2 separate regions of the Homo sapiens genome follow, and region 1 is linked to region 2. Evidence: chromatin loops called from intact Hi-C (ENCODE). Cell type or tissue: K562. All regions are shown on one strand. Region 1 overlaps CD2AP (CD2 associated protein). Region 2 has its middle 57 kb from the start of CD2AP.

Region 1 (4,000 bases), 76 kb before region 2:
AGATGAAAATAAGGAAAAGGCCCAATCAATCCAACATCCAATTAACAGAAATTCAAGGAGAAAAAAACGGGGAATTAACCATGAAATAATACAAGAAAATAATCCTAAAACAATCTTCAAATGGAAACAGGTCTGTGAGAATCCAATGAAATGAACAAATTTTAAAACGTATTCATATTCGGTGCAATTTCATAATAACAATAAACGATCCTAGAAAGCTCTCTGACAGGAAATAAAAATTTCATCTACAAAAGATTGAGAATCATCTTGGAACACTTCTCATTGGCAATACTGGATTCTAGAAAAAGAAAAATTAAAAGTCACTGAAGTATTGAAGGAAAATTAATTGCATACTCTGCCAAATCAGCAGGCAAGCATAGGATATAACATTTTCACACATGCAACAATAAAGAAAATTAACTCTCACATATGAAATTACATAATGTTATCCAGCAAAATTAAAATATGAACCAAAACAGAGGAAGACATGAAATCCAAGAAATTGTGGCACCAACCTCAGAATAAAATAAGTACTAAATTTGCAGCTGCGCAAAATTAAAATATGAACCAAAACAGAGGAAGACATGAAATCCAAGAAATAGTGGCACCAACCTCAGAATAAAATAAGTACTAAATTTGCAGCTGCGCAACAAATCTAAGGAACAAACAGTCTATACTAAACGGGAGACAAAAAGTTCTAGGAGGTATCTGAGAGAAAAGCAGCATGGGGCACAAACTGTAAAACTGTATGCTATCCTTACAAATCTGGAACTCAGAGACAAGAAAGTCAGTTAAGGACAAAAAACTAAAGATGATTAGAAACTTTTGGAAAGGCAAAGAACTGTAAAATGCTCAAAATATAATTGTCCGGGTGCAGTTGCAGCTCACACCTGTAATCCCAACACTTTGGGAGGTTGAGGTGGGTGGATCTCTTGAGCCCAGGAGTTCAAGACCAGCCTGGGCAACATGGCAACCCCCATCTCTACAAAAATACCAAAAAAATGTAGTCAGGAGTAATGATAACGCACCTACAGTCCCAACTACTGGGGAAGCTGAAGTGAGAGGATGGCTTGAGTGAGAGAATGGCTTGAGTCCAGAAGGTGGAGGCTGCAATGAGCAGAGATCGCACCACTGCACTCCAGCCTGGGCAACAGATCAAGACAGGAAGGACAGAAAGGAAAGGAAAAAGGGAAGGCGACAGGGAAGGAGAAGGGGAAGGGGAAGGGGAAGGGGAGGGAAGGGAAGGGAAAGGAAAGGAAAGGAAAGGAAAGGAAAAAGGGAACGGGAACAGGAAAAGGGAAAGGAAGGGAAAAAAGGAAGGGAAGGAAAGGAAAAAAGAAAAGGAAAAGGAAAGGAAAGGAAAAAGGGGAAAGCAAAAAGGGGAAAGGAAAAATATAATCATATGTACTACTTGGCTTCACAGTAAAAAAAAAACACGACATGGTCATAATAATGTGAAAGTAATTATTTTAACTTTGACAATCAAATTATCGTACAGCAAAACAAAAGGACTAAATTATGGTTGTAGAACAAAATAGAAATGTTAACAGCCTTGATATTATAAAGGATAATAATTCCGAAAAAGAATTGAGAGAGGGAGGTTCGTAAAGGAAAGAGTAAAGGGATGAATATCATTATCATACAAAGTGCTAAGTCCACAAATACACTATTAGTTGCTAGAAAAAGAAATAAAAGTATAAACCCTTACTATGTTCAGATAAAGAGAAAACATGAGATTATAAATAAGCAAGCTAAATATTTTCAAGTTAAAAATAAACCAAAATCAACAACAGAAACTAATTATTTAGAAAGATGAAAGCCAAAACATTAAAACAGATAGATTTAGACAGTGGTTTCCCTATGGAGAATGAGAATAGAAGCAGAGAACAATGAGGCAAGGAAATAGTGTTTGTAAGTCATTTAGTATTTTTTATATTTGTATATCACGTGCAGGAATTACTTTGACAAGATTTTTAAGCAGTAAATATTAAAGTGGTTTGTTCAATATTACAGCAAAAATGTTTATAGCACCACATAACTGCATACATCTGTGATAATTAAGAAGTTCATTGACTCAAAGAAAATCTATTTTATTTCCCTTAGAGAAAATGCCATATGGTAAATAGGGTTAAATTCCCTGCTCTTTTAAACTTATTCATAATTAAGTTTGTAATATTAAACTGCAAAAAGTGAAAGACAAAGAGGAAAGAAAATCGTAAAACAAAGGTTATCAAAGAAGCAACATTCAGACTAATGGGTGACTTAGCAACAACGATGGGAGCCAGAAGGAAGCAGATTAGTATCTTAAATGTGTGGAAAGAAAATACCTACAAATCTTAAACTCTCTACACCCAAGAAAATATCCTTTAAAAAAGAAGAAAAAATAAGGACACTTCTGACAAGCCAGAAGTGGGACTTTGCTACACAAAAAGAAAACTCTGATGGATGTTCTCTGAGAACAGCAAAGGAAAGGAAAAAGATTAAATATGAAGTATCAGCAATGTAGAAAAGAAAGGAAAAACAAAAGAAGTGGTAAGTATACAGGTATAAAAACACCAAATGAATAAAAACAGTAACATCATATAGGAAATTAAAAATACAGAAAAATTAAAATAACAGAACCAGTAACAAAGTTGGGAGTTAAAATTGTTCCAAGATCCTTGTATGGTATAAGAGAGTAAAGTTATTAACATCAGGTTTTTATAAGTTGAGAATGCATGTAGTGATCACTAAAATAACAGAAAAAGCATAAAAACGCCAAAAATTGTGGGGAGAAAGAACAAACAAATTTTTAAAATACTCAACTGGCAGTTTCAGCTCCAACAAGTAAAAAGCTTTAAAGTCATCACTCCCACCCTTACAAGAAAAAGGCTAAACCAACTGAAAATCATTTAATTTCCTTGGACCCATTAGAAAATTGAGGACACAGAGCAAACTACCACCTAAAGATACAGACAGGAGGCAGGTAAAGCCAGAGAGTCACGGACGAGATCTATTTATTACCTAGAGTAGAAGCTGCTGGAGCCATAAATTAGCAGGAACACTAGTAGTCTCCTACAGCAGTTGTAACAAACCATCACAAAGTGGGTAGCTTGAAAGAAATTTATTCTCCTCTTTCGGGAGGCGAGAGGGCAAAATCAAGGTATCAGCAGGGTTAGTTCTTTCTGGAGACTCTGAAGAATCACTCCATGCCCCTATCTGGCTTCTGGTGGCTGCCAGCAATTTTTAGTGTTCCTTTGCTTACGTAACTCCAACCTCTACCTCCATCTTGACGTGACTGTTCCACTGTTACGTCTCCATCTCAAATCTCACCCTCTCCTTACTCTTTTCCAAGGACACCAATCATTCAATTTATTAAGAATTTCTTCATCTCGAAATCCTTAATCACACCTGAAAAGACTATTTCTCTCTCTCTTTTTGACGCAAAGCCTTACTCTGTCACCCAGGCTGGAGTGCAATGGAGTAATTTCGGCTCACTGCAGCCTCCACCTCCCAGGTTCAAGTGATCCTCCCACCTCAATCTCCTGAGTAGCTGGGACTATAGGGGTGCACCACCATGCATGGCTAATTTTTTGAAATTTTTTTGTAGAGACATGGTCTCATTATACTGCCCAGACTTGTCTCGAACTCCTTGGCTCAAGTGATCCTCCAATTTGGCCTCCCAAAGTACTCAGATTACAACAGGCGTGAGCCACCATGCCCAGCCAACTATTTCTAAATAATGTAACATTTACACGTATGAAGGGCTAAGACTCAGACATACCTTTTTTGAGGATAAAAATTCAATCCAGTACAAACACTTAAATGGTAATTTTGATGACTTGCTGGAGGCTGACTGTGGAATAGCATGAAAGTGGGAAACTCCTAGGAGAATGCTGTCCTATGGGGGAGTCCCCACACTATTGTGGGTTTTATGGTACTGCCAGATTCTCACAGTAAAGAGCCAAGAAGGATCCCCTTATAGTTCTGGCAAGGAGGAAAAGAAAAGTAACCACTGCGA
Region 2 (4,000 bases):
TGAGCTGTTCTGTGGATTCTTTTTAACATATAAAACCATCTTAAACTACCCTGGGTAAGAAGGTGGGAGCATGACAAATAAGAAGCTCTTCTAAAAGGGAGAAATCTCATTAACTGTAAATACGTAAAATAAATTTCTAAAGATATGTCCCACCTCTGCGTAAGACCTTACTTAAAATGTTACAGAAAGTGCAAAATCAGTATTCATGGGCTCGAAATGCCTCCAATGATCTAACTCCTTAATATGACACATAAGGGAATTTAAACTTCAACAAGTTTTGCTCCCTTTTTATGATGTGGTCAAATGACATTTGGGATATTTCATATTTAGTTCTCAAATGAGTTTATAGGTAGGATAGGGAACGTCTCTCTTTTGAGCCTATGCTGGGGAAGTGTTATTGGTAAAACTGAGTTATATGTAGTGAGTTCTTTCAACAATGAGAACCTTGTACAGAATGTGAGATGGGCTTAAACTCAAATCTGCCTTGTAGGAAACTCCACTGTAGCTTAATAGCAATAAGAAGAGAAGGATTTTCACTAGGCTGCCATTGTGTACACATGAAAAGAAAACTATGTGCAAAGCTAATCGGACCTGGCTATGAAATGCAGAGAAATGATTTATTTGCAGAGGATGATGTCGAATTCTGGGAATAAAATCTCACCAGTAGAGAATAGTAAATGTCCCTTGATTGGAGGTGTTTGGTTTTATTTGAGTTTGAGTGGTGGGTTACCTTGATTAATGCATGTTATGAAGCAAACAGGCTGGGTGTGGTGGCTCATGCCTATAATTGCAAAACTTTGGGAGGCTGAGGTGGAAGGTTTGCTTGTTTCCAAGAGTTTGAGACCAGCCTGGGCAACAGAAGGAGATCTAGTCTCTACAAAAAAATTCAAAAATTAGCAAGGCTTGGTGGTGCGCACCTGTGGTCCCAGCTACTAGAGAGGCTTAGGTGGGAGGATCGCTTGAGCCTGGGAGGTGGAAGGTTGCAGTGAGCTGTGATAGTGCCACTGAACTCCAGCCTGGCTGACAGACCGGACAGACCCTGTCTTGTCTCAAAAACAGAGAAGCACGTTGAGGGAATAAAATATAAGCCAGTCTTGTTTTGTTTTAGAGACGGAGTCTCAAAATCCCATCCTGTCGCCCAGGCTGGAGTGCAGTGGCGCGATCTCGGCTCACTGCCACCTCCGTCTCCGGGGTTCAAGCAATTCTCCTGCCTCAGCCTTCCGAGTAGCTGGGACTACAGGCGCGCGCCACCACGCCCAACTTATATTTATATTTTTTAGTAGATACAGGGTTTCACCATGTTGGCCAGGCAGGTCTCGAATTCCTGACCTCAGGTAATCTGCATGTCTCGGCCTTCCAAAGTGCTGGGATTGCAAGCGTGAGCCACTGTGTATGGCCCAGTCTTGGTTTTATTACTGATTATCTACATAATTTCATTGATCTGTCCCGCTACTCCCCTTTTTTTCCCCAAATACCTTTTAGAATTGAGAGCAGAATATTAAACTTAAGGTAATAACTAATAAAAATGGTTGCTGAGTATATAAATATTTAAATTGACAGGCAATGGAGGAAAAAATTTTAGAATAATGAGAAATAAGGAAATACTTTGTCTTAATATAATTTTTACTACTTATTTTACTCACCCATATTAACATTATAATAAATTTTATTACCTGAGCACATGTTAACTTACGTTGCAGGGAGATAGTCCAGAAACAAAATGGTAGAGTGATGACATCACAAGGGCAAAATGGTTATGGAATGTTCATAGGCTGGGTATGGTGGCTCATGCCTGTGATCCCAGCATTTTGGGAGGCTGAGGCGGGCAGATCACTTGAAATGAGGAGTTCAAGACCAGTCTGGCCAACATGGTGAAAGACTGTCTCTACCAAAAAAAATACAAAAATTAGCTGGGTGTGGTGGCACACACCTGTAGTCCCAGCTACTCTGGGAGGCTGAGGTGGGGGGACTGTTTGAACCTGGGAATGGAGGTTGCAGTGAGCCTGGGTGACAGAGTGAAATACTGCCTCAAAAAAACAAAAAACAAGAAAAAAAAGGGAAGTTCAGCGTGGATTTATGCACAGAAATAATGGAGCATTAGCTATCAGTGCCAGTTGCTGGTATTTCAATTCTTTACTGGGAAACGTATCTACTATTTTGCAACACAGCTGAACAGGTTGAAGAAGATTCTAAATTAATACTTATCTACATCTTTCATAGGATAGAATATGTGAACTATAGAAGCACAGGTCTTGCTTTAAGGCTTCCTGGTGGTTCAGAGTTCTTAGTAAATATGTCTTGAGCCTCCCTTCCAGAAAAGGTTGTTTCCAGGAAGGCAAGTCTGAGAGCCAATGCAGTGAAATGCCTGCTTTGTTCAAGATAATTTCTGGAGGTCGAGATAAATTGGGTGGGTGTGAATATATTTACACAGCAGTCCATTCCAGGGGATGACTCAGAGTTTAGAAGGTTGGTCCTTCAGCCACCCACAGCTGTTTTCCTTGCAACTAAATATTTTAATTCTGATGCTATGATTAGTTGAGCATCTGATACAACACCTGGAAGCCATACTGCTTCCTAATAGCCCACTAGCCATTGAGCTGGTGGTGGGGAAGAGATAGAGGAGTCAAGAATCCCAGCTGCTCACTCTTCTACAGGACAGACAACAACGTACAGAATGCAAAGGAGAAAACTGAATGCCGGAGGCAGGGATGCTCTTTTTTTTTCTTAATAAGTTGATTAAGTATTTGCCAAGATGAAAAGCAGAAGATATTGAAGTTGAGTTCTACCATGGGAAACTTCAAGCCAAATTCAGCTAACAAAATACAAGGTTTTGGCAACATTGCTAAGCATACAATAAATAGTATATTTAATCAATATGTGTTGGCTTATTACTGCCTTTCTGTTTCGTTTTCCTGCCTTTCATCCATTTGTTATTCATTTGGGGGATAGTATCTCTAAGGAAAACTTATTACTATATTGTTTAAAAATAATGTAATAGCTAACTGAATAATCATTTGGGATATTTTTGGAGAAAAATGAGGAAAGAAAGCCAGAATTATCCAGTTCTTGAGAATCAAACAGAAATTAATTTGTATTTAATTGTCTTCTTCCTCTTTTTATTCTTGCTGTAGTTCTGGGAAGGGAGAGTCAACATGATCTAATTGTAAATGAGATTTGATTTGCTGGTTAATGATTATCCATGAAAAAGGAGGCTTTGCCAGGTTTATTCATACCCAAGGTATTTCTGGACAAGAAGCAGTCATAGCCAAAGCCAAGGAGCCTGATGATTAGGGGAAATTCCTCTTCTTTAATCAGATGTAAGGCATAATTATACATGATGTAGGAAAAGCATTTGAAAAGTGAATTGCTCTATGTACCTATCCCTTTATTTATTTCCTTTGCAGGAAACCTCATTGTTTTTAAACAGAGTGAAAAGAAAAGCCAATGTGGAGACAACTTTCTTTGGTTAAACTAGAAATGTGGAATTCTGAAATGTTCATGCCTGGCCTTCTTATTTAAAAAAATGGTTATCCTCCTCCTAGTGACTGATTGTAACAGTAATTTTTCATAAGACATCTTTAGGCTTAAAAACCCCCTTCCAGCATTTGAAGCTGAAAGGTAGAGATTTCTAAGCTCTTTTTATTTTCTTCTTCTTTAGAATTTTAAAAGTCAAACTCATTTTCTAAAGCTTTTTTCTCCAAAGTTCTAAAACTTTTAATGTGTTTTTATTGGTTTCTTACAAAACCCAGGAATGACCTGAGGTTAAAAGTGGTTTGAGATTTATTGCTAATTAGAGCTTAAATCAAGATTTTAGCCTATGTGCTTTTTTTCCCCTTCTAACATAGAAGGAAAAAACTTACATTTCTGAATCATATTTTGCTTTCTGGCATAATAACCAAATGACATTTAGGTATTTAAAAATGATTTTGTGGGTAGCTAGAAATAGCTGTACTGGGGACCAAATTAGGTATGTAATAGGATGAAATGGAATGTCTATGGA

What was found. A loop is a pair of places that touch in the nucleus more often than their neighbours do. Peaks named below come from ENCODE experiments on the same cell type or tissue, not always from the same donor. Only the 100,000 strongest peaks of a DNase experiment are listed, where the experiment ranks them.
Region 1: a loop joins it to region 2, with 3.0 times the contacts of the local background. A loop is called at or near these places in 1 of 110 quality-filtered maps.

Annotation. Positions count from the first base shown.
Region 1 is chr6:47,494,582-47,498,581 of GRCh38, reverse strand. All of the region lies in intron 1 of CD2AP (CD2 associated protein), which reads right to left. Among named protein-coding and RNA genes, the nearest start is that of CD2AP-DT, 19 kb to the right of the region's middle. RefSeq lists enhancers at 680-1,248, 1,249-1,818. In K562, no CTCF peak of the experiment used is centred here; DNase peaks (open chromatin) are centred at 2,270 and 3,045; H3K4me3 peaks cover 411 bases.
Region 2 is chr6:47,419,044-47,423,043 of GRCh38, reverse strand. No RefSeq gene overlaps it. Among named protein-coding and RNA genes, the nearest start is that of CD2AP, 57 kb to the left of the region's middle. RefSeq lists a cis regulatory region at 2,130-2,643. In K562, no CTCF peak of the experiment used is centred here; a DNase peak (open chromatin) is centred at 2,393; H3K4me3 peaks cover 396 bases.